3 separate regions of the Mus musculus genome follow, and regions 1 and 2 are each linked to region 3. A link is a loop called in an ENCODE intact Hi-C map of the cell type or tissue named here. Cell type or tissue: left cerebral cortex. All regions are shown on one strand.

What was found. A loop is a pair of places that touch in the nucleus more often than their neighbours do. Peaks named below come from ENCODE experiments on the same cell type or tissue, not always from the same donor. Only the 100,000 strongest peaks of a DNase experiment are listed, where the experiment ranks them.
Region 1: it touches region 3 in a loop (4-fold over the local background); 2 of 42 quality-filtered maps call a loop at or near these places.
Region 2: a loop joins it to region 3, with 2.3 times the contacts of the local background. A loop is called at or near these places in 3 of 42 quality-filtered maps.

Annotation. Positions count from the first base shown.
Region 1 is chrX:36,894,519-36,902,518 of GRCm38, reverse strand. The region is part of intron 1 of Nkrf (NF-kappaB repressing factor); the gene reads left to right. Among named protein-coding and RNA genes, the nearest start is that of Nkrf, 4.9 kb to the left of the region's middle. In left cerebral cortex, a CTCF peak has its summit at 3,387 (motif pointing right); DNase peaks (open chromatin) are centred at 22, 242 and 450; H3K4me3 peaks cover 1,335 bases; H3K27ac peaks cover 760 bases.
Region 2 is chrX:37,081,845-37,089,844 of GRCm38, reverse strand. Rpl39 (ribosomal protein L39) reads left to right here and starts at 4,623. Exons shown (of 3, transcript NM_026055.2): 1 at 4,623-4,720; 2 at 5,757-5,860; 3 at 7,096-7,327. The coding sequence starts at 4,718. The coding sequence ends at 7,144. It overlaps Snora69 (small nucleolar RNA, H/ACA box 69), which reads left to right and starts at 6,812; the gene lies at 6,812-6,933. In left cerebral cortex, a CTCF peak has its summit at 4,850; DNase peaks (open chromatin) are centred at 4,367, 4,572 and 5,144; H3K4me3 peaks cover 2,666 bases; H3K27ac peaks cover 1,305 bases.
Region 3 is chrX:36,803,674-36,811,673 of GRCm38, reverse strand. No RefSeq gene overlaps it. Among named protein-coding and RNA genes, the nearest start is that of Mdrl, 9.5 kb to the left of the region's middle. In left cerebral cortex, CTCF peaks have their summits at 102 (motif pointing left) and 3,561; DNase peaks (open chromatin) are centred at 3,006, 3,612, 4,489, 5,871 and 1 more place; H3K4me3 peaks cover 1,075 bases; H3K27ac peaks cover 756 bases.

The DNA of each region.
Region 1 (8,000 bases), 91 kb before region 3:
ACATGGAGACGCTTCACTAGTCGTTGCGGGGTGGGGTGGGCGATCGCGGTTGCAGGCGATGACATGACAGCCCATGAGGGCACAGAGATGCCCCTCCAGGACCAGAGATGGAGATAAAGTAGATCCTGGAAGAGGGTCATTGAGAGGTAGTCGTTGCGATTGGTGATAAAGAGCAGAACCTCAGACCCGCATAGGGGCTTCCAAGGATGCGACATCTGCAGAGGCTATTTGATGGAGCTTCCGAGGGGAAGACAAGGAACTCCGCAGTTCTAATCCTAGTCTCCAGACCACTCTCTTCTTCTACCTCCATGAAATAAAGCAACCCCCTCTCCTTGCAGCCCCCCAGCCAGGTCTTATCATCTTCTCCTGGGGAGGCGGTATGTGTCGGGTCTTTGAGCCGCAGTGTCAGACTTGCTTGTAGATTTGCGCATAATGTACTCAAACAAAGAAATGGATCTATCTGCTGGAAAGATGGATTGCCATCTTTTCACCTTAAATGGGATAGGAGGAATTAACATTTGGCCTCTGTGTGAGGTTTTAGGGCTGTATGTCTCTCTCTCTCTGTGTTTCCTCCTTTCCTAGAACCTGGTGGCTTCTGAACAGGCCTCTTGGAAAGCACTTTGCGTTCTATGGAGACTGCAGTATGGTTCCAACGCAGGTTTTTTTTTTTTTTTTTTTGAAACAGGATGTTTGGATCCGCTGTCCTTCAGAACCTCAAATTTGGCTTTATCCTAGACTAATTACTTCAGTAGACTGGAAAGATTCTTTATATTCCTGTCTAGCAGTCAGTTTGTTTTTATTAGGAAGAATGAGAAATTCTGGAAGATGATCAGATTTGGTTCAGCCAGATCAGTTCTAGGAATGACTGTAAACAATGCAGAAGAAATTGTGTACTCCTACCTTAATTGTTGAACATGGCAGCCAGTGTGAAACTTCGCTTTGCCCTATCACAGAATTTTATATTTTTCTATCTTCTCTAAGTTAACATAATTTCTACTTTTAGAGATAATGGCTATTTGCTTGGAGGAGCTGGTTGCTACTGGGAAAGTCTCAGCAATTAGTCCTCAGATAAATCTAATTTACATAATAATGTTATTCTTGCAGTAAAAAGGTACCTTTATCTTACAATCCTTGGTCTTAATACCACAGGAAGCTACAAAGTATCGAAATCTTAAAACATCTTTAATAGGGGAAAGTAACCGTCCTTTGTGTTCATAACTAAACTTACCTTCCCGCTGGAATGGAAAACTGGGAGTTGATTTTACTGTTTTTCATATTCATACCTTTGTCTTCAAGGCCTAGAAGAAACCTTACGCATTATTCTACTTTAGCATAATAGCTGCTCAGTAAATGTCTGGGGAGTGATAGATGTAAATACCTTTGTAATAGATAGCGTATTTTCAACACTTTTTATCTTATAACAACCACCCTAGGGGTTAGGAGGGAGGCATCTCCTTTTTACAGCAAAGTCAATGGAGGCCAAGAAGTTAAGTTACTATGCAAGGTCTCACAATTGTTTCCAGTCTGATTCCCTTTCCACTGAAATACAGCTGCCATGTGTGGAAATGATGGACCAGAAACAAAAGCAAGTAACTGACATAAGTCAAATCTCTAAATGCCAGGCTTACATCCTGAGAACAGCAGCTTCATGCATAACCAGGGTCTGAACACAAACCAAGCTAATAGTAGTTGGCCTTAAAGCTCAAGCACCCAGGATGTTATGGGTGGATATTGGCAAATCCTTTGTTTAGAATAGTCGTTGTGTTGCAGTATTACCTATATCACTACAACAATTACTATAAGATTATGAGATAGATGAACTGAAAAAGCAATGTTTTGTATTATATTTGATCATTAGACGTAGGAGAATGGGACGATCCCAAGAGAGCTTTGGCAGTTTGCAACTCCATGTGGTTCTCACATTAGATATCCTTGGTTAGCTCACTCTTTGGGTACATAAAATCTACATTCTCAAAGTTGGCAGCGTTCTTGTTTTGTGTTACAGACTGTTCTTCTAAATTGCAGAAACATGGTTATACAGCCCTTTGTAAACTCAAATTATTAACTTGTTGTTCAGGAGATTCCATTTGAGTAGAAACTGAGATAAGAGAAAATCTGAAATTGAGATTCAGAGTATGTTTTGTTCCTTTTGGTGATACTAACCATTTCCATGGAACAAATTTGAGTTTGTTCGTGCGCACACGCACACACACACTCGCATATGTGTGTTCATGCATGCATGTCTCTCTTTGTGTCTCTGTCTCTCTCTCTGTATATTTAATAATATGTTTATGTGGGTGAGTTCCTTGACTATAAGGCCAGGCCAGAGGTCTGCATCTCTATCACTCTCTACCTATTGTTTGAGACAACTTCACAGACTCTAATCTAAAGCTTACCAGTTAGGTTAGACTGTCTGGCCTCTGAGCCTCTGAGATCTGCCTGCATCGTCTCTACCAGCACTTGGGTTGCAGACTGTGTAGTGTGTCACCATGCTCTGGTCTTACATGTGTGTTGGGGATTAAAACTAAACTTAGGTACTTTTCTGTAGCAAGCACTGAACTACCTCCCCAGCCTTGAATATCTTCTTGACTCTATAATTGTGGGGTTTACACATACACATGCATCAAATCACCTGTTTTGGATACTGCATATGGTGGCCCAAGACTTCCATCCTAGCACTCAGGACTTGAAACTGTAGCAAGTGGGTGGTGAGTTTAGAGCTTGCCTGAACTATATAAGGATACCCTGTCTAAAAATTAACAACAATAGTAATCACCTGTTAGGTTTACTAAGCACCAGTTTCCTGGGCCTCTGCTCTAAGTCTTCCAAATCAGAAGATGTGAGAAGGGCCTCAAAACTTTTATTTCTCTTAGGTTACCAGATACTGATATCGCTAATTTGAGGACCAGTAGAATAAAGTGATAGTTTTGTTTTTAAGATTTATTTATTGGGGGGCTGGTGAGATGGCTCAGTGGGTAAGAGCACCCGACTGCTCTTCCGAAGGTCCTGAATTCAAATCCCAGCAACCACATGGTGGCTCACAACCATCCATAACGAGATCTGACTCCCTCTTCTGTCGTGTCTGAAGACAGCTACAGTGTACTTATATATAATCAATCAATCAATCAATCAATCAATCTTTTAAAAAAAGATTTATTTATTGGGCTGGCGAAATGGCTCAGTAGACTTCTTCCAGAGGTCTGAGTTCAATTCCCAGCAACCACATGGTGGCTCACAACCATCTATAATGAAATCTGATGCCCTCTTCTGGTGTGTCTGAAGATGGCCACAGTGTCCTCATAAAATAAATAAATAAATAAATAAATAAATAAATAAATCTTTTTATTATGTATGCAGTGTTCTGCCTACATGTATGCCTAAAGGCCAGAAGAGGGCGCCAGATCCCATTACAGATGGTTGTGAGCCACCATGTGGTTGCTGGGGATTGAACTCAGAACTTCTAGAAGAGCAGCCAGTGCTCTTAACCTCTATGCCATCTTTCCAGCCCAAAGTGATAGTTTTTAATTTACTTTTTTAAAAAGATGGGTCTCATGTAGCCCAGACTGTCCTTGAAGTTGAGAGTAGCTGAGGATGATCTGAAAGTTCTGATTTTCCTGCCTCCCGTCTCCTGAGTGCTGAGATCATGGGGTACACTACCATGTCCATCTTTATCTGATGCTTGAACCTAGGGCTTCAGGAGTGCTAGACAAGTACTCTATCTATTGAGCTATGTCCCCGACCCTCCTGTCTACTTTTAAATACTCTTTCCTCATTGTCCTGGCAACAAAGAAACTCAGAAAACTTTCCCTTCGCTTTTTCTGTTTTATAAAAGTAAGCAACCTGTCAAGAAGTTTTGCTAGATATGATGTGGTTAATGCCCAGAATCCCATCCCTTAGGAGTCTGGGACGGGAAGAATTTTCTGAGAAATTTCTAAAACAGTTTCAAAACATTAGTCTTGTGGCTAATGAAAACTTATTATAGTCTTCTGATCAACTACATACATGAGAGGTAAATAATTTTATACATATGAATACCTAGGGTGTCTGCAGTGTTTACTTACAGATTGTAGCTAGTGTGTTTGCTGCTGTATTTGTTTTGCAGGACTTGAGTGTAGAAGCTAGAATCTCAAGGATGGTAGCCAAAAAATAAAGAAATAACACAAAACCAACATAGCTACTTTGACTCCTTTTCGTCAATATAATTCTTTTTTTTTTCTTTTTAAGTGAGTTTTTATTCGTCAATATAATTCTTAAGAGTTTGGAAGCTAGATTTTGTGTGTGTGTGTGTGTGTTTGTGTGTTGTGAAACATAACTTTGCACGTAGGCTAAGGAAGTGGGAGACTTTTGAAAAATTCACCTCCAATCTGTACGTATATTATTACCTTAGACCATTAAGCATCTTGTAAGTAGTTTTGAATGAATCATTTTGTATTTTTGTATTTTGTTTTGTTTGTTTCTTTTTCTTTCTACTCTCTCTTTATTTTTATTTTTCTTTGTTTGTTTTTGAAACCGAGTGCCACTGTGTAGCCTTGGCTGTTCTGGAACTCATTCTGTAGATCAGGCTGACCTCCAGCTCCCAGAGTTCTGTCTCTGCCTCTGCCTCTGCCTCTGCCTCTGCCTCTGCCTCTGCCTCTGCCTCCTCTTGACTCCTGGGGTTAACTAGAGAGTTGGCTCAGTAGTTAAGGGCACATGTTGTTGTTACAAAGGATAAACATTTTATTCCCAGCACCCACATGGAGGTTCACCACCTTGGGCACCAGATATGAATGTGATACACAGACATAATATGCAGGCAAAACACTCATACATAAAATAATAATTTTAAAAAGACATGTGCCACTACATCTGACTTTTAAGTTTCTAATCTCAGCGTTTTGATTTAAAATTTAGTAAAGCTGTTTACTGTATTTGTAAAGAATTTATAACCACCTATTACTGAATACTTACTAAATTTCATATGCCATTGTATATAATGATCTATGTTTCTCTTGTAGCCATGCACATAGATGTAACTTGTCTTGTGACCAAGACTATGATATATATGAAGAAAAATCTGTTGCCTATTATAAGCCATCTTTTAATCATGTGCTAGACATGGTAGGTGAGTTGAAGACCACCCTGCTTTCTAGAAGCTTGGTGCGTTATAAACTACATAAAGAACTTTAACAGATTTAAACTGTTACATTCTGTTACAGTTACAGTTCTGTGGTTTTCCCTTAAGTATTTACAGCCAAATGTGTGACCTAATGGACACATAAATGTGTAATGTGCATGCATTTAAAAATGATAGTAGACCTGCCTTAGTGATATTTTACATCGTATTCTATAATACAGAACTGTGTGACCACTAAAACCCATATGGTAGTAGGCTGTGGAATATAGCTCAGTGGTAGAATCTTTGCCTGGAATGCTCAAGTCTGTGAATTGAGTTTTCAGCATGGCAAAACCAAAATAGAATAGATGTGGTAGTAGCATGAGGAAAACTCTTACAATAGATAACAGTTCAAAACAGGTTATTAGTTAGTAATGGGGGGGCATAGAAAATAAACAAGAAGAATATAAAGTAACACTTTAGATGATACTGCAGTTATCATAGCTGAGATGTGAAAATTTTCTTCATTAGTTTTCTTTGGAGTTAAAGGTATTGTTTTTAATGTATTATGAAAAATCACTATGGGAGATAGCAATGACTTGACCTTTATCCTTCAGTGGGTAGATATTTAGGTAATTTTAGCAATTTTAATTTTAGGTTAGAATTCTAGTGATCTTATTAAAGACTCTAAAATTTCTGCATTGTATTTTGACTAGTCAAACATTAGATAACATGATGGTCTTTCCATTCTTATGTAAGCTTGCTGGGCTTCTTTTGTATCATTACTTCCTAATAAAGGCCAGAGTCTGACTGTGTTGGCAGCCTACGCAAGAGTTTATTTTTATAGCCTCTGGAAGATGGCAAATTCTGCAGCAATTGTAATGAATAGGGAGCAATAAATAGGTACAATAATTACTGGTGCTGGAAGAAACTTGTGAGACAAGTGAATGTGAATGGTGGGAGCCCTAGGTATTCCCTTCATGGCCATCATTATGGTCTGTGTACCATTTTCAGTTATACTGCACATTCAGAGTCAGGTTCTAATTGAAGGTCTAGAGAATTTTGACTGGACCCAAGGCAAATGGCTTGGTTGTACCACCAATTTTTGCAAATGTGAGATCAGTGGTTTTAAAAGTTGTGGACTTTGGACTAGAAATGTGGCTCGGTGCTTAAGAGCACTGGCTGCTCTTTCAGAGGACCTGGGTTCAGTTCCCATCACCCATATAGCAGCCTACAAACTATCTGTAACTCCAGTTCCAGAGCATTGGACATCCTCTCTGATCTTTATGAATACCAGGCACATACATGGTACGCAGATAGTATAATATATATGTAGATAAAACACACACACATATATATTAGTATATATATTAATATATGTTAGTATATATAAGTATATATTAGTGTATATAAACTAATTTTTATAGTAATGAATAAAAAATGTTTTTAAGCTGTGAACATCACCTGATTTCATAGTCTTTGTTTTCATCCTGTACTTTGGAAATTGGACTCCCCACATCCAAGAGGAAGTGATGGGTACAATGTCTGATGCTTTAGATACCTTTTCTGATGACCAGATAAGAGTAAAGAAAAATAGGATTACTCTGCATATTCAAGTACTGATGCTAGCTGTAATAGCAATTGTCTGTAAGAAACGAAGGTTATAGCTAGCTTCCCATAATCTGTCTACAAGGTTTTGATTTATGCTCTACAAGAAAATCTATCTGATGGGTATGGAACCTACTGTACTGGATGGGGAAGATGTTAATCTTTAACTTCACTACTCATGAAAAGCCGTGTGTGTTACTCATTTTCAGACTTTCTTCCCAGATACTACCAGTTAGAAAAAAAAAGGAAGGATTAGCAGGTGCTAAAACTTCACTTGAGGTCATTTTTTAATTGCCATGCAGCAAAATTATGTTATCAAAAAGCCAATCTAGCCTGTTGTGGTGGTACACACCTGTAATACCAGCACTCAGGAGGCTGAGATACATATGACTTGTATAGTGAGACCCTGTCTGCAAACAGATGAAGTGGGTAGAAGAAAACAATGAAAAGAAACCCAAGAAACATAAGGCTAGTAAGATGCTTCAGGCATTTGCCACTAAGCCTGATCCCCAGGTCTCACATGGTGGAAGGAGAAACCCAATTCCCTTAAGTGATTATCTGACCTCCTTATGCACAATGTGATTGACACATGTGCAACCCCTCCCTCAATGATTATAAAATACTACAGTTAGGATAATGGCATTGTTATTATCAGCAGACCTTACTCAGAGTCCTCTAGTTTTGCTGTTTGTATTTCCTCATGTATAGTGGTTGCGGGGGGGGGGGGGGGGAGTAGATGAAATGGATCAGTGGGTAAAGAGTGTTTGCCACACAAGACTGATGACCTAACTTTGATAATCTGGAACTCACATTAAGATGGAGGGAGAGAACTGACGCCAGGGTTGTTCTCTGACCACCACATGAGGCAGGCACCATGGTGTTTACAATTTACAATTGCAATATGTTTTTACAGAAGACCTTTACTAGGCCCAATACCACAAAGATCCCACCTATTGTTCTTTTAAAATAACTAAACCCGCACAGTCCCACTCACTGTGACATGTATCACTGGGTTGGTCCTTTTTCTTGCTATATAGTTCTCTGTTGTCTGTTTATACCTGAGTTTTAACCTTTCACCTTTTGAAAGCTATCTGGGCTGATTATAGTTAGACCTATAAGACTCTTGTGAGCACTCATATACAAGTTTTTGTATGAATGTAAGTTTTCTTTTCTTTAGGATAAATGCCCAAGAGTACAGTTCATGTGGTAATTGATGTTTAGTTTAATTAGAAAATGCCAAATTGCCGGGCATGGTGGCGCACGCCTTTAATCCCAGCACTCGGGAGGCAGAGGCAGGCAG
Region 2 (8,000 bases), 280 kb before region 3:
ATTAGGTTGAGAATAGATTCAGTTAACATAACTTTAGAGAAATCTGGCCTTGAAATGAAACAGATAGGTTTTGAGAAGTGACCATTTCTTTCTTTTTTTTTTTTTTTTTTTTTTTTTTGGTTTTTCAAGACAGGGTTTTTCTGTGTAGCCCTGGCTGTCCTGGAACTCACTTTGTAGACCAGGCTGGCCTCGAACTCAGAAATCCACCTGCCTCTGCCTCCCAAGTGCTGGGATTAAAGGCGTGCGCCACCACACCCGGCGAGAAGTGACCATTTCTAATGTAAGAAATACTAAAGTCTATTTAGAAGACATTCAAGAGAAGGGCTACCTGAGGGAATAAGTATAGGATTTTTGCAAAGACAGTCAAAATAGAAGCCAAGCTAAAGGTCACGGGAGCTGGCCTTAGGAAAAAGGCTACTCCGGACCCATCAATAAGAAGCTAGCACTGCCTGCCTCCCCTTCTGGCCTGTTAGCAGCTGAGTAAACTCAGTTTTCCTATCAGCATCTTCCTCTGGTGCTTGCCTGTCCTACCTAGCTCTGAGTCAACCCCTCTTTCCTGCCCCTTTAGATTTCTTCCATTCCTTCATTCGATTAGCAAGTGTCTACTGTTCACTGTATGTGTCAGTCCCTAGGGACAAGGATGAAAAGAAGACAAGCCCTTGTCCTTGAGTAACTCAGGATCCATCAGTGACCGCCAGAACTACCAGTGGATTTAATCAGAACTCTGTGCAATGTGAGAAGGGCTGTGAGTAGACAAAATGGTTTGGGAGTCTCCTGTGAGCTGCCCAGTGGTGCTGAGGAAAATCCCTAAACTCCATCTATGAATGGACACCACACCTTAGCAGGAGGCCCTCCCTCCTGCTAAGCAGTTGTTTTGGGGAACTGATACCTTTTTCACAAAATTACCTTTTCTTTCTTTTGCTTTCTCTTTATGATTGTTATTTTGTATCTGTGTGTGGCTATGGAGGTCAGAAAGAGGTGCTCAGAAGTGTAGAGCAGCAGTGAGCTACTCATTGTGGATGTTGGGAGTGGAATTAGGGGACCAGTTTAGGCCAGGCACTTTAATCCCAGCACTCAGGAGGCAGAGCAGGTAGATCTCTGTGAGTTCAAGGCCAGCTCAAGTTCTAAGACATCCAGAAGTATGTAGGGAGGCTCTGTCTCAACCCCCACCCTCTCCCAAATAGTAGTGCCAATTTTTAACCTCTCTAGCCCTAATTTTATTCTTTTTATTATATTTATTTAATGGAGCTGTGTGCGCATGACAATGTGTGGAGGTTGGAGGACAACTTTTGGGGATTGGTTCTCGTGTCAGGTTTAGTCAATGAGCCATCTCACTTTTCCCCATAAACCTCAGCTTGTACCCTTGCTGTCGCCCTCTATCACCTTTAAATGTTTTCGTGTGTGTATACACACACACACACACACACACACACACACACACATATATTTGTTTTTTTGAGACAGGGTTTCTCTGATTAGCCCTGGCTGTCCTGGAACTCACTCTGTAGACCAGGCTGGCCTCACTCACATAGATCTGCCTCCTGACCACTGATTAAAGGTGTGTGCACCATGTTCTACCTCTGCTGCTATAAATCATAACTTCATATTATTTATAATAAACCTATAGGAGCCAGGCATGGTAGATTATTGTCTATAATGCTTGGTACTCAAGAGGCTGATGCAGGAGGATAACTGTAAGTTTAAGGCCAACTTGGGCTATATATAGTGAGTTTGAAGTCCACCAGAACTACATTGTAAGACAAAAACCAAATCAACAACTTAGAATAAACTCATAGGAGCTGGGTGTGCGTCTCAATGGTAGAGTGCTTTTTATTACATGTATACAACCCTGGGTTCCATCCCTAGCAACACACACATACATACACAGAGACACACACTGAACTAAGATTATAAATCATGGGGGCGGGGGGGGGTGGTGTTCATTACATTTGTTTCTTCAGGCACAGATTTTTTTTTGTTTTGTTGTTGTTGTTGTTTGAGACAGGGTTTCTCTTAATAACCCCAGCTGTCCTGGAACTCACTTTGTAGACCAGGCTGTCCTCGAACTCAGAAATCTGCCTGCCTCTGCCTCCCAAGTGCTGGGATTAAAGGCTTGCACCACCACACCGGGCCAGATTTAGATTTTTTATGGCAGGACAGCCAGGGCTACACAGAGAAACACTGTCTCGAAAAACAAACCAAAACGAAAAAGAAAAAAGAAAAGAAAGAGATAGAGAGCCAGGCGTGGTGGCACACGCCTTTAATCCCAGCACTCGGGAGGCAGAGGCAGGCGGATTTCTGAGTTCGAGGCCAGCCTGGTCTACAAAGTGAGCTCCAGGACAGCCAGGGCTATATAGAGAAACCCTGTCTCGAAAAACCAAATAAATAAATAAATAAATAAATAAATAAATAAATAAATAAAAAAGAAAGAGATAGAGATGTATGTATGTATGTATGTATGTATGGTATGTATGTACACAGAGTCTCATTCTGTAGTCTTGGCTGTTTGAATAACAGGATTTCCTGCTTCAGCCTCTGGAATTTCTGAGTTCAACAGCCTTGGCTTTCCTGGAACTTACTCTGTAGACCAGGCTGGCCTTGAACTCAGAAATCTGCCTGCCTCTGCCTCCCAAATGCTGGGATTAAAGGCATGCGCCACCACTGCCCAGCTAGAAGCACATTAAAAAAAATAAAGGCTTAGAATCTAAACTGGGAATGGTGGTGTAGGGCCATCATCATAGTAATCAGGATGGCCATGGGTCTGATCCTTTACTGAGCACTGATCCTACGGCGGCACTGGGCACCACTCATACAGCACTGGCCACCACAGGAGCTCTCAGGTTGCTTGTAGCCATGAGGAACTAGCTGCTCTGCTGGGAGAAGTGAAGCTATGGAAATCAGGAGAAAGTCCAGAGCTGAGTGCAGTGTGTGTTAGGTATCTGTGAGGAAGGGAAGAAGAGGCAGGCTGCTTGGGGACTCACGTGGTCCTCAGCCTTTCACATCACAATCTCATCCCCTCCCCCGGAACGACATACACAAGGTAGTTCTGAGAATAAGTTGGCACTGATAAAAGGAATCTTTAACTTTTTATGATATCCACAGGTATTATCTTTAGTTTTCAGCTTCTTGTTGTTCTATGATGTGCTCTTTCTATAGTTTACCTTTTAGAAGTAAGGTCTCAATATATAACCTAGGCTAGCTCACAATTTATGATCTTCTGGCGTCTGCCTCATAGGGACCTCATAGGGGTACACAACTATACCTGACTTTCTGTTTTATTTACACAGCAGTTGAGCAGATGTCAAAGAGAAGTAGTTCTTACCTTCCACCTTTTTGAGACAGGGTTTGCCTTGTTTCTGTTGCTGTGTTAAATACTCCAGGCTAGCTGGCCCTCAATCTTCCAGGACTTTCTCTCCTGTCTCCACCTTCTATTGTGCGGTAGGAATCTTAGGGTTGCAGATACATAGGAGTACTTATTTATTTATTTATTTATTTAGCGACAGGGTCTATATGTAGTAATCCTGACTGGCTGGAAGCTCAGTATATAGACTAGGCTGGCCTTGAGCTCAGAGATATTGATCCTTCTGCTTCAAGTGCTAAGATTAAAAGTGTAGGCCACCACGCCCTGTATCTTCACTTTTTGGGACTTGAACTATAAGTTGGCAGGATTGCGTAACTGGTGCTTTTATCTACTAACGATTCCCCTGGCCCTGGTATATGGGATTTTTACCCCACCGGAGACAGAGTTTCTCTGTGTATCTTTGGCTGTCCTGGAACTCGTGTGAGTAAACCAGGATGGTCTCAAACTCAGAGGTCTGTCTGCCTCCCAAGTGCTGGGATTAAAGGCGTGCACCACCACTTTCCGGCGCCTTTTTTTTTTCTTAAGATTTACATATTTATTTTATTTATATGAGCACACTGTAGTTATTCACTACAGATGGTTGTGAACCACCATGTGGTTGCTGGGAACTGAACTCAGGACCTCGGGAAGAGCAGATGGTGCTCGTAACCGCTGAGCCATCTCTCTAGCTCCGCCTCCCTTTTAATCAAGTATTTTTAGGTACTATTGATAATGGGTCCGTGTGTGTTTACATGGGGACGTGTACCTGTAAATCATAAGTGTAGGTGCCCCTGGAAGTCAGAGACATGTTACCCCCTAGAGCTGGAGGGTTGTAAGCTGCCTGATATGGGTGCTGTGAATGGAACTTGGATTCTCTATAATAGTGAAGTTAGTCATTAAAAGATGTCTGCAGCCCCATCTTCCTCCCTTCCAGGGTGCATCGCCAACCCTAAGCCCCGCCCCTCTCGCAGAAGCGGGGGGAGTTGCAGCTCTGGAAGTGATGTAGGCCTTTTCCCGCCCTCCTCAGAGTTGGTCCCGCCTACTCCGTTTCCAGGTGTTTGCTAAGGGTTTACTTGGTTACTTCTCAAAGGCCACCTACCATGGCCACCAAGGCTGTGGCCCTCAGCACAATGATGATCACCTGCAGGAACAGGCATGGACGCGGAGGCCTCGGAATTACGTTCTCTATAAACCGGTTTGGGTTCCCACGGCCCCATGGGAGCGCAGGGGTGGAGCTAGGGAGGACGCTGCGAGTCATCCATCCCCCCCTAAGCTCCGCCTCTAGCGACTTCTTCTAATCGCGTTCTTCCGGTCCCGGCCTTTCTCTTCTCCATTCCTCCGCCATCGTGCGCGCTATTCTTGATTCGGCTTCTCGCCATGGTAAGACTATCGGCCGCCATCCGTCCCTCAGCGGCTTTCCTGAGGCCACAGACCGCTGTGCCTTTGTGGCAGACATGCGCAGCATTGAGGGCTGGGTGTATTTTTCAGGGTTTTAGTGTTCGTTTTTGGAGCTGGGACACCTATCGGCCTGTGGGCGCGGCATGAAATTATCAAGTCCATTTACCCTTGCAGGATGAGAACGCTCTTCCTGCAGCCTGGCAAGGGGTGCAAAGTATTCTTGTTTCATATAGCCTGGGGCTGACGGTGATCTTCATGATGGGGGGGGGGCAGAACGAGAGGCTTGGGACCACTCTTAGATTGTCCCTGATCGAAGAGCATGAATCGCCATTTGCACAGCGAGATGTCCACAGTAAGGGTTAACAGAACTTTGAGATCCCTTCAGAAGTTAGCGCGTCACTCCTTGGAGGCGTCTGCTAACAGCGCATCAGTCATTGCCTACTGGCAAGATTATGCTTATGGGCGTCTAGGTACAAAGTGGGTTTAGTATCTGAATTTGTTAAATAAAACCTCCAACTGGTCTAGGGGGACGAGTGCGCTTGGCCTTCGTTGCATTTTTTTATGTAATGGTGTTTGCCTACGGAGTGTCTAGGGCTCCGTAATCTTAGGTTAGCCAGCAATGTCACTTGGAGGTAGATAAGACTTACAGAGTACAGTACCTAGTGTCATTGACTTAAAACTGGCCAGGGTTTGCCTAACCTCAAGCCATCCTTGTTCCAGTAAGTCCGTTTCCTCTCCTACTCCAGCTATTCCGTGTTTCATCGCTGGAGCCCAGCAGACAGCCAGTTTATAGGTCAGACAGGACCTGGGCTTAGAAACTTGGTGCTGATTATGAGCCATGTTTAAGCCATTAACTCTTCCTCCAGAGAAGTGATGAGGATAAAGGACTTGGTGGTTCGAGGTCGGGGAGCTTTTCCTGGGTGTATGTTCTGCAGGCCTGATGTTAGTTTGTTGGAATTTGTGACTGAATCAAGAGACTAGGCTGTGGTGTCACTAAGCTGGTTGCATCTCCTCGTAGTCTTCTCACAAGACTTTCCGAATCAAGCGATTCCTGGCCAAGAAACAAAAGCAAAATCGCCCTATTCCTCAGTGGATCCGGATGAAAACTGGTAACAAAATCAGGTAAGCCTTCTCTTGTCCGGCTTGGAAATCGTTATGTTTTAAGTAACTTTGGGCATGGAGATACACAGTTGCAAAGTACGGTCCACCCCAGTCAATTAGTGTGCTGGGGACTCCCTTTTGAAATGTTTTTCCTTTTGTTTGGGTTGGGAGCACGGGGTTGAGAACTGGGAGGAAACACTTCTCCATTCATCAAATGGGTCTTGGGGCTCTAGCTCAGGTCATGAGGCTCCTTGGTAGTGACTAGCTTACTTAGCCCCCGAAATCCCTCCACAAACCTTTTATAAATGCTTCCTAATTTCCCTAGGAAGGCTTCAAGGGATTTGACTATTCTGGCAGGAGTGTTCTTTCCTGCAACCAGAGTTGAGCTCAGGACCAGCTGGGTCTTTGAGAGAGGTGGAAGGGATCGAACCCAGGGTCTCCCCCAGGCAAGGGAAGCGCCTTTCTGAGTTCTTTCTGTGGTGTGGGGGATGCAGGCCCACATGTGGTCAGAGGACAGTTGGTGGGAATTGGTTTTTCCCAACATGCTGGGATTAAAGATAAGCATTGCCCAGTTTTGGGATTAGTAAAAATCTGGGTGTGGCTCTGCTGGGGCAAAAAGTGAGCCTCCTTGTTCTTAATTTAGCCACTTAAGCTTGATATCAACAACCCACTCTAGCCTTACATTCGAGTTAATTACTATCTTCTGTCTTCTGGTATGGTACATGTATTTAGAGACTTTACTTGCAGTCAGGACTAGACTTTCAAACTTTGGTTCCCCCCCACCCCCATAGAGTGCTAAGGAAAGCTTTGAAGCACTAGGCAGCGGACCTTAGATGCTTTACCGGGTAGTCTTTTGCTTTTTGAAACAGTCTTGTTTAGCCCAGGCTGGCTAATCTGCTCCAACCTTCCAAGTAAGTGCTGAGGTTACAGGTGTGTGCCACCTTTATAGGTAACTTTGAAAGAAAAGCAGGTAGCAATTACAGTGCTTCATTTTGTGGGAGTACTGCCATTATCCTGCTGAAAGAAAAGCCATGTTGGTTGTTTCTGATTTTTGCTTTTGGGGTAAAAATCGTGACACCTTGACATGAACAGTTCAGAGACTGGTTAGCTTAGCTCTGCTACTTACTGTAAGTCCTTTTATGCTCTAGCAAGCGCTTTAAATAAATTCTCTTGTTCCTCTGAAAGTCTGACTCTGCTAGAGGAGCAGGTTTGTTGTGACCAACCCACCTTGTAACTGGTGGCTTCTCTTTGTACAGGTACAACTCTAAGAGAAGACACTGGAGGAGAACGAAGCTGGGTCTGTAAGGATTCACACAATGGCAAGACTGAGGATTTATACTGAATTGTCATCAATCAGTCCTACCAGATGGATTTCAACATTTAAACCTGGAGACTCTTCGTGTCTTGAATTAGGATGTTTGTCCAGTAATAAAATATAGAACCTTTCAAAATGCTTTTCTGGTTTATAAAGTACTGAATTGCCCTTATAAGACCCGATAAGGCTTCTTCTGTGGGGTAAAATATTGTTTCCTAGGAGCTAGAGATTACTCAGCAGATAAGGGTACTTGGTATTCTTGCAGAAGTCCTGGTTTTTGGATCCTAATACTCATAGTTTTTGTTTTAAACCTTAAGATTGAGTCCACATGTTTAAGCCACAGTGTTAGTGTAGAGGTCAGGACAACTGGAGTCCTCTGTTTTTACATGTGTTCCAGGTGTTTATGGCAAGGGCTTTACCAACAGCTATCTCAGTGAAAGCAATCCCCCACTTTTGCATAGTGGCTTTTTGTTTTTGTTTTTTTTTTTCCAAGACGGGGTTTCTCTGTAACCCTGGCTGTCCTGGAACTCACTCTGTAGACCATGCTGGCTTCAAACTCTGCCTGCCTCTGCCTCCCAAGTGCTGGGATTAAAGGTGTGCACCACCACCGCCCAACAAAGTGGCTTGTTCTAATCCCTTGTGTTATAGATTGAGCTCAGGGCCTCATGTAGGCCAGCACTCACAGCAACTGGACTGCACCCCTAGCCCTGTAGCAGTGGTTCACAACCTAGGGGCTGATCCTGTTTCACAGGGGTTACCTAAGGCCATTGGAAAACTTTACAAATCACAACAGCAAAATTATGAAGCAGTGAAAAATTTCATGGGGGGGGGGTCACCACAACTTAA
Region 3 (8,000 bases):
CAGGAACATTTCAACATTAAAAACAAAACAAAACAAAACAAAACAAAAAAAATGAATTGCTGCTAAGACTGGATTTGGCCAGCCATCACCTGCCCCCTTGTGGACGATGCTTTCCTGACTCTTTAAGGAAAGGGAGAGGAAATATCTGCAGTGTCTGACATTACCCAGCATCTTTGCTGACAATCGTGCAGTGCAGCCTGGGGATTGGCCATTCTGCCCCCACTGATCAGGAGTACCTTACAAATGTCTCCGGTTTCTTTAGTCCATGACGAGGGTGTTGTAGCTGGCACTCAACACTTGACTCTGGTGCAACACCACACTTGGCAGGTGCTGGTAGCATTCTGGCCCCTTTCCTAATTTTCAGTCATGGTCTTAAAAACACAAAACCAACCAAACAAGAGAGGAAAGATTCCCTCTTTCCTGCCATCCCTTTCTTGCTAATCCTATGGCCACCATCTCAGCCTAGAGCAAATACCCTGACTGTCGGACCAACCTTATCCCTGGACTTCCATTTCTTATGATAAGATACACATGTTCGTCATCTGATTCTCTACTTCCATGTCAAGCTTGCACTGCCTACAAGTCCCAACCTACCTGTCAGACAATAAATACATACTATCTGGCTGCCTGCTGTGTACAAAGCACTGCGCAGGAATGTGCCCCAGTAAAAAAGGTGTGATCACAATGGCTGTTGTGCTTTTTGTGTTTTTGTTGTGTTTGTTGTTTTTGTTGACTCACATAAGCTGGAGTCATCTGGAAAGTAGGAACCTCCATCGAGAAAATGCCCACAGCAAATTGGCCTGTGGGCAAGTTGGTGGGGACGTTTTCTTGATTGATGGCAGGAGGGCTCAGCCCTCTATGGACAGTCCCACCCCTAGACTGGTGGGCCTGTGTTGTATGAAAAAATAAGCTGAGAGAGAGCCATGGAGAGCAAGCCAACAAGCAACATTTCTTCATACTCAGGGCTTAGATTTCTGCCTCCAGGTTCCTGTCACGCTTGAGTTTCTGCGTTGGGTGCCCTCAGAGATGGCCTGTGAAAGGGATGTATGAGCCAAATAAACATTTTCCTCTCTAGCTGTTTTTAATCATGGTCTTTAACACAGCAAGAGAAAGCAAACTAGGGGCTGGTGAGATGGCTCAGCAGCAGGTAAGAGCACTGACTGCTCTTCCGAAGGTCCTGAGTTCAAATCCCAGCAACCACATGGTGGCTCACAACCATCCATAATGAGATCTGATGCCATCTTCTGTGGTGTCTGGAAACAGCTACAAGTGTACTTATGTATAATAATATATAAGTCTTTGGGCTAGACCAAGCAGGGACTGAGCGAGTGGGGCCAACTGGAGCGAGAGGGGGGCGTTTAACTGGAGCTAGTGAAGGTCCTCAAAATTCAATTCCCAACAACGACAGGAAGGCTCACGACCATCTGTACAGCTACAGTGCGCTCATATACATTAAATACATAAATAAACAAATCTTTTAAGAGAGAGAGAGATACAGAGAGAGAGAAATCAAACTAAAACTGGTGTCTACTGTCTTAGAGAGGAAAATGAGTCTTAGAGACACTAAGCAGCTTGCTGGAGGGCACCCAGGCAATGAATAAGAATGAGGACTTAAACCCTCCACACTCTTTGCCTTTTCCACCATTACCACACTCCCTCCATCAGATAATTTTTCTGGAACTTTCTCTGTGTGCTGGCTACTGGTTGGTCTTTTTATTATTATTATTATTATTATTAGTGGCCGGGCAGTGGTGGCGCATGCCTTTAATCCCAGCACTTGGGAGGCTGCCAGCCTGGTCTACAGAGGGAGTTCCAGGACAGCCAGGGCTACACAGAGAAACCCTGTCTTTAAAAAACAACAAAAAAATTTTTTTAAATTATTAGCACATATGAATTATATACATAGTAACAGATTTCATTATGAAATTTTCATACATAGTGTAATGTATTTCAATCATATTCACCCCCACTACCCTCTTGTCTTTGTTCCATTAACCTTTTTACCAAATAGCCCTGCCTTCTACCTTCTTCTCCCTGTCTCTGGTGCTGGTCACTGTTCTTTATGCTAAAATTATAGGGATGAACAAACCAGGCGTGTCTCTGGTCTCCCCTTTTAGAGCATCTAACCTCATGGGAGAGGCTATTTTTTGCTCCCACAGCTCTGTTCCTCCAGTTTCTGCTGGTCTATTTGTCCCAACTCCTCCCATTTGTAGGAAGTTTAGGTTTCAATTAGCTAAATAACATGCTCCTCCCTTCTTCCTTTCCTTCCTCCCCTTTTCCTTGATTACAGAAACAGATACTGAGAGCCCACGCAGGGCAGTCTTTTACACAATTAGAGATTGTGTCTAGTGGCACTTGTGATTTCCCTTTGTACCATCCCGCCTCTGCACCCTAACCCCTGTTGTGCCTTCAGTTCTCCCACTATCTTCTTCATGGTCCTGTGCCAAAATTACCAGGGCCCACCTCAAATCTTGCCTCCATGGTGGGGTCTCTCTTGACCCCTGGCCACAATCATCCTTCTCCTCTCTGAAGTCATCGAACAATTCCCTGGGGAACTCAAGAGTCAGAATAATGCATTTAGCACACATTTGGTATTCTGTATCCATAACTCTCCCATCTATATATGGATCTTTTGTTTAGACCCAGGCAGCATTTACTGAGTGTTTCTCATGGATTTCAACAGTGGCAAACCAAAGGTGGCAAACCTTTGTAGATGCTCTTCCAGTTAACAAAGAAAGGGCTGTTTTAGTCATGATTGTCACAAAAGCCGTTTCTATTTCATCTTTCAACTTAAAAATTACAATTCAAATGATTTCCTGAATATATTCTCATCAGGTGAGTGAAAGAATGATCTGACTACTGTGTTCTTTGATCAGCACCCCCTCCCATGACAGACTCGAAGATACAGAGGCAGAAGATGAGGTTCAGAGAAGGGACATGATGTGCCCCGGGTCACACAACTTAGTGTGCATGAGACTCCATCTTGTGCTGTTGTCATTTTCCCTGGGCTGTCTTCCAGAGGACAAGAGTCATGTTTATCAGGGGTTCTACGTTAAAGCTGGGGCTGAGAAATCTTTTTTCCTTTTTTTAAATCAATGAATGCCACCACCCCCACCCCCCCACCCCCGGGCACATGGCTTTGCTTTGCACAAGCCACTGTGCTCTGACGTGGGTTACACTGACCCCATCTAGTCAGTGAAGAGTCTTATCATCTATCTCAAGGCGTTATGTCATTGGGACCCTGAAAGTCTCCTTCAGGAACTTCTACAGCAAGTCGAGGCCCGTCAAACATTTTTTTGAACATATGCCATTGAAGGAAATACTAGGTATGCTATTGTCAAGGAGCTAAGACTTGCCTAACACATCCCACACACTTAGCCGACCAGCCAGCACATGCCCAAATTCTATATTATGTACTGCTGATGACGTTTCTGAGGGTTCAAGCCAGCAAGCGAATAGGCTGGAGCGGTGTTGGGAAGGCTTCTTGGAGGAGGTGGGGCGGACTGCAATCATTGGCAGGCAGCCTGTGTGGTGAACCGGCTGCGTGAAAAAGCGCGCCCTCTGTAGGTAATTTCAGGAAGGGCGGCTAGAAATCGGCCGGGTGGCCAAAGGGAGACGGAAGTGACGGGTACTCCGCTGCCGGCGCTTCTACGGGTGCACCACGCTGTGCCGCAGCCGCTTCCTCTGCTTCCCTTTTGTCCAGTCGGACACAAGGCGCCTTCCAGCCCCCATTACGCCCATCGCATTTGCGATTTCCGCTCGGGGCGTTCCCAGCCTTTTCCCAGCCTTCTCCCCTATTTGTCCTTGGTTTTAGGCGTGGCGAGCAGGGGCGTTTCCTTCAACTCCTCGCCACCCTCCGAACGGCGATTGTGTCTGCCACCATACAGAAAGCGCCGGGCCAACTTTCCCAGGCAAAGGCCCGCCATCTGAAAAAGACAGATGGGTGGCTACCGAACAGACACTGAAGCACTTCGGGTTTTGTTTGTTTGTTTTGTTTTTCTTTTGTTTTGTTTTTAACCAGGCTTCGGGTAAAATACTAACTCTTTTAATCCTCACCACAGCGCTAGACAGGTGGCGTTTCCCAGGCCATTTTATAAGAGAACAAACGGAAGTGCTGAGAGTTGAGTGTCTTGCCCAGCCTCCTGTGGGGCATTTTTAAAATTAATGATTGATGTGGAAGGACCTAGCCCAATGTGGGTGGTGACATCCCTGGGCAGGTGGTTCAAGGGATATATATTTATTTATTTCTTACTGGCTGCCTCAGTTTCCCAATCTGGGAAATGGTGATTACAGCACCTGTATTTTAAGACTTTTTGTGGGGGGAATTAAATAGGAGAAGCCACATTCAATTAGAGGAAGGTCCACCCTACAGCAAAAGCTGAAGAAATGGCAAAGAGCATACAAGAGAAACAGAGTGCACTGGCTTTTTAAGCCAGTCGGAGCCTCTTAAGTTTTCATCTGCCTTCTTTGAATGGGCTCAAGAGTAGGGCACTTTAGGCTCAGGCCTAGGGGCATGCCAGGTCTAATAAGCCCTAGTTAGTCACATGGAAGTGCAGTTGGTACAGCTCTAATGACAGTGTCCTCAGGTGCTCCAATAATGTGATTGCTCCTCTCCTCTTGGAGTGGCTTGAATCATCTTGTGTGATAGCCAGTGTTCATTACTGTAGCCAGCACAGCCAGATGCCCATCAAGTACTATATGGAGGGCCCTGTGTTAGAAGTTCATGAAGGAGTGGCCAGCATATGTTCAAAGAGTGGTAAAAGCATTTGAAGTGGAGTCATCTGGAGTCCACAAGGTACGGGGAGGGGAGTGTTTCATGCCCCTGCCTCTCAGATGAGCCTCTCATTTTGCCTCTTGCAAAATGTAACAAAGCAAAAGAAACGGTGCCTCTGACCAAACTCCTATTGTATCCATCTAAGCTCACATCTACTATATGGGTACAGTGTTAGGAATATAAAGAAAAACAAGACAGAACACCTAATGGAGACAAACAAGGAGATACTCAGTTGCCATACAATGAAACAATTAAAATAATTAGCTGAACAAATGTTTCTTAAGTATCTATTACTTGCTATGTACTGTTCTGCCCAGGCACTGAGGACACAGCTGTGAATGAAAACACATAAAATCCCTGCCCTTATGGAGCTGACAGAAATGGAGTACTCTAGTGGCTAGCGGAGTATAGGCAAGTTGGAGAGGAGGTGTGGTTTGAGCCGAACTTAAAGACCTGTGCATGGGCCCATAGCATGTGCACAAGTCACAGAACAGAGGGTTAAGTACGTACTATCTCTCCATCCAAGGTAAAGTCTGGTGCTGATGAGATGGCTCTGTGGATACTTGCTGACTGACTCCTACAAGTTGTTCCCTGCTTTCTGCGGGTACACAGTGGCATTCGGGCATCCCACATACAAGATAAAGAAATACATGTTTCAAAAAAGAAGAGCTACAATCAAGAGCAAATAGTCCAAAGTCGAAGCCTCCACATTTTTTTTTTTGAGTGCCACCCTGGCTAAAAGTGAAGGGCTCCCAATGTCATTTGCTCCTGGGTTTGTATTTGTTAACTGGGGCCTCACCCAGTAGGTTAATCACCCTAGCCGCAGGCTGCTATCCCGCAAGAGGTCCTTACCAGCATAGGCTTAGACCCTTCATTTAAAAGGCAAGCCTAGGGCTCAGGGGGTGTGTTCCAGCCTGGGGACTTGCTCTCTCTCACTCTCTCTCTCACACACACACACACACACACACACACAAAGAAATAATTTTTAAAGGCAAGCCAATTTTGGAAGAGCTGAAAAAATTTGAATAAAATAAAGCTTAAATTCAGAGCTTTAGGTTTGAGTATTTTGTGCACTGATGATTCCTAACTTTGGCTAAAATAGAAAACCACCCACGTGCTGAGAGTGGTCTCTGTAAGCAGTGCTTTTTATAATGCAAATTTCTTTTTGGTATCTGTCCAAAGGACTTTGTTGGTGGATACTAAAACTATCTGGTGGCTTTCATTGTTATTTTATTTTGACAGGCTCACCATAGGTAGCCTAGACTGGCCTTGAACTCAAGATCCACCAGTCTCTTAAATTCAAGAATTACAGGCCTACCATCACGCCTTGCAGGCTTCACTTTGCAATAAGTTTTATGGCTCATGGCTGACAGGTCACCTTGAAGTTCTCCTAGAATTCTTCTGATAAGCCAGATAGTGCTGAGCACATTCCTTTACCTTGCTACAACTCAGTTTTATCAACTGTGAAATGGAGCAAATAATTCCACCTACGTAGCAGGGTCAGTGAGCTGAATTCATGTAAACTGTGCTTAGTGCAATACCTGACATGGGAGAGGTCAAAATAATGGGCCTTGATCTTTGTAGCTTGAGAGGAATCCCTGGTATGTAGTTGTAGCAATTATTTCATCACGAGAAGCACATTCTCTTCAATCTGTCTGGTTCTAGAAACTCTGGAAAGAACTGTAGCCCCACTTAAGAAATAAGCTGAATATGCTGGGATATGCCTATATTCCACCCAGTACTCGAAAGGCTGAGATAGGAGAATCACAAAGATTGCCAGTTCGGAATTAGCCTGGAGTACTTAGCAAGACCTTGTCCCAACCAACCAACTAATCAATCATTTGATCTACTAATATAAAATTTACCTTCACACACACACACACACACACACACACACACACACACACACGTATGCATGCAAGCACAAAATTGCTTTCCAATTTTCCTGATGGAAAGACAGATGGAATGTGACATGACTCAAGAAAGACATGGAGCTGAAGTAGGATTATAATTTCTATGGCCAATTGTCTAATTGGCAAACAGGATGCTTTCACCCATATGCTCAAGTGCTTGTTACCCCCTGACCTTCATATCTACAGTAAGGCTACTTACTGAAAAGTCTTTTTAAAAGTTATTTAATTTTTTTTTTTTTTTGCAATGCATTGAACATTGGCCTTGGGCTGGCAGGGCAAGCACTCTACCCAGTGAGCTACACTCCCTTACAGCTTTACAGCTCAGGGTTTTTTTTGTTTGTTTGGTTGGTTTTTGGTTTTTGGTTTTGTTTGTTTGTTTTGTTTTGTTTTGTTTTGTTTTTACAATGAATGGACTCCTGAACCATGGACTTACTTGCAAAAGTGAAAGGAGATTATTGCCTTTAAAGGTCTCAGGGGTTTGTCTATTCTCAGCAGTTTCTTTCTCTGGGGAGGAGTGAAATCACAGGATTGGGCAATCAGGCAAGAGCCTCACAGATTCCTTGAAATACTGCTGGAGCAAAGGGAGTGACCGACTAGGGCCCTGGCGACTGCCTGGCTTGGCTGGCTGAGCAGTACAGACCGCCTGGAGGCAGGCCGGATATAATTTTGGCCTTTGCTCCCTTTCATAATCAGTGTTGTAAAATAAAACCACATGTGCCCGTTGTCCAGTCCATTCCAGGAGTGTCATTTTCTTCCTTTACACCCTTTGTCTGATTCACTTTCTAGCCAGTACATATGGAATTTTCTAAAGACTGCTTTCAAAAAAACTGTGCAGATTTGGTTATGGGCATAGCTTAGAAGAATTCTTGCCTAGAGTACACAAAACCCTAAGTGTATCTCCAGTACTGCAGGAAAAGTAAAATATGCAAACCAAGAATATATCATTCATGCCAGCCTCTCTTCAGTGACATGAAAATGAAATACCTTGCCAGGAGTGGTGGCGCACACCTTTAATCCCAGCACTTGGGAGTCAGAGGCAGGCAGATTTCTGAGTTCGAGGCCAGTCTGGTCTACAGAGTGAGTTCCAGTGAGGAACCCTGTCTCGAAAAACCAAAAAAAAAAAAAAAAAAAAAAAAAAAGAAAGAAAGAAAATGAAATACCTTGATAAAACAATTAGCTGTTATAATAAATAGTATTAAAATTGTATGGAAGCTTGGCCATACAGCTTAGTTATGTAGCATGTGCCTAAGTGAGACCTTGGCTCTGCTTCTCAGCATAGATATCTAGATAGATAGATAGATAGATAGATAGAT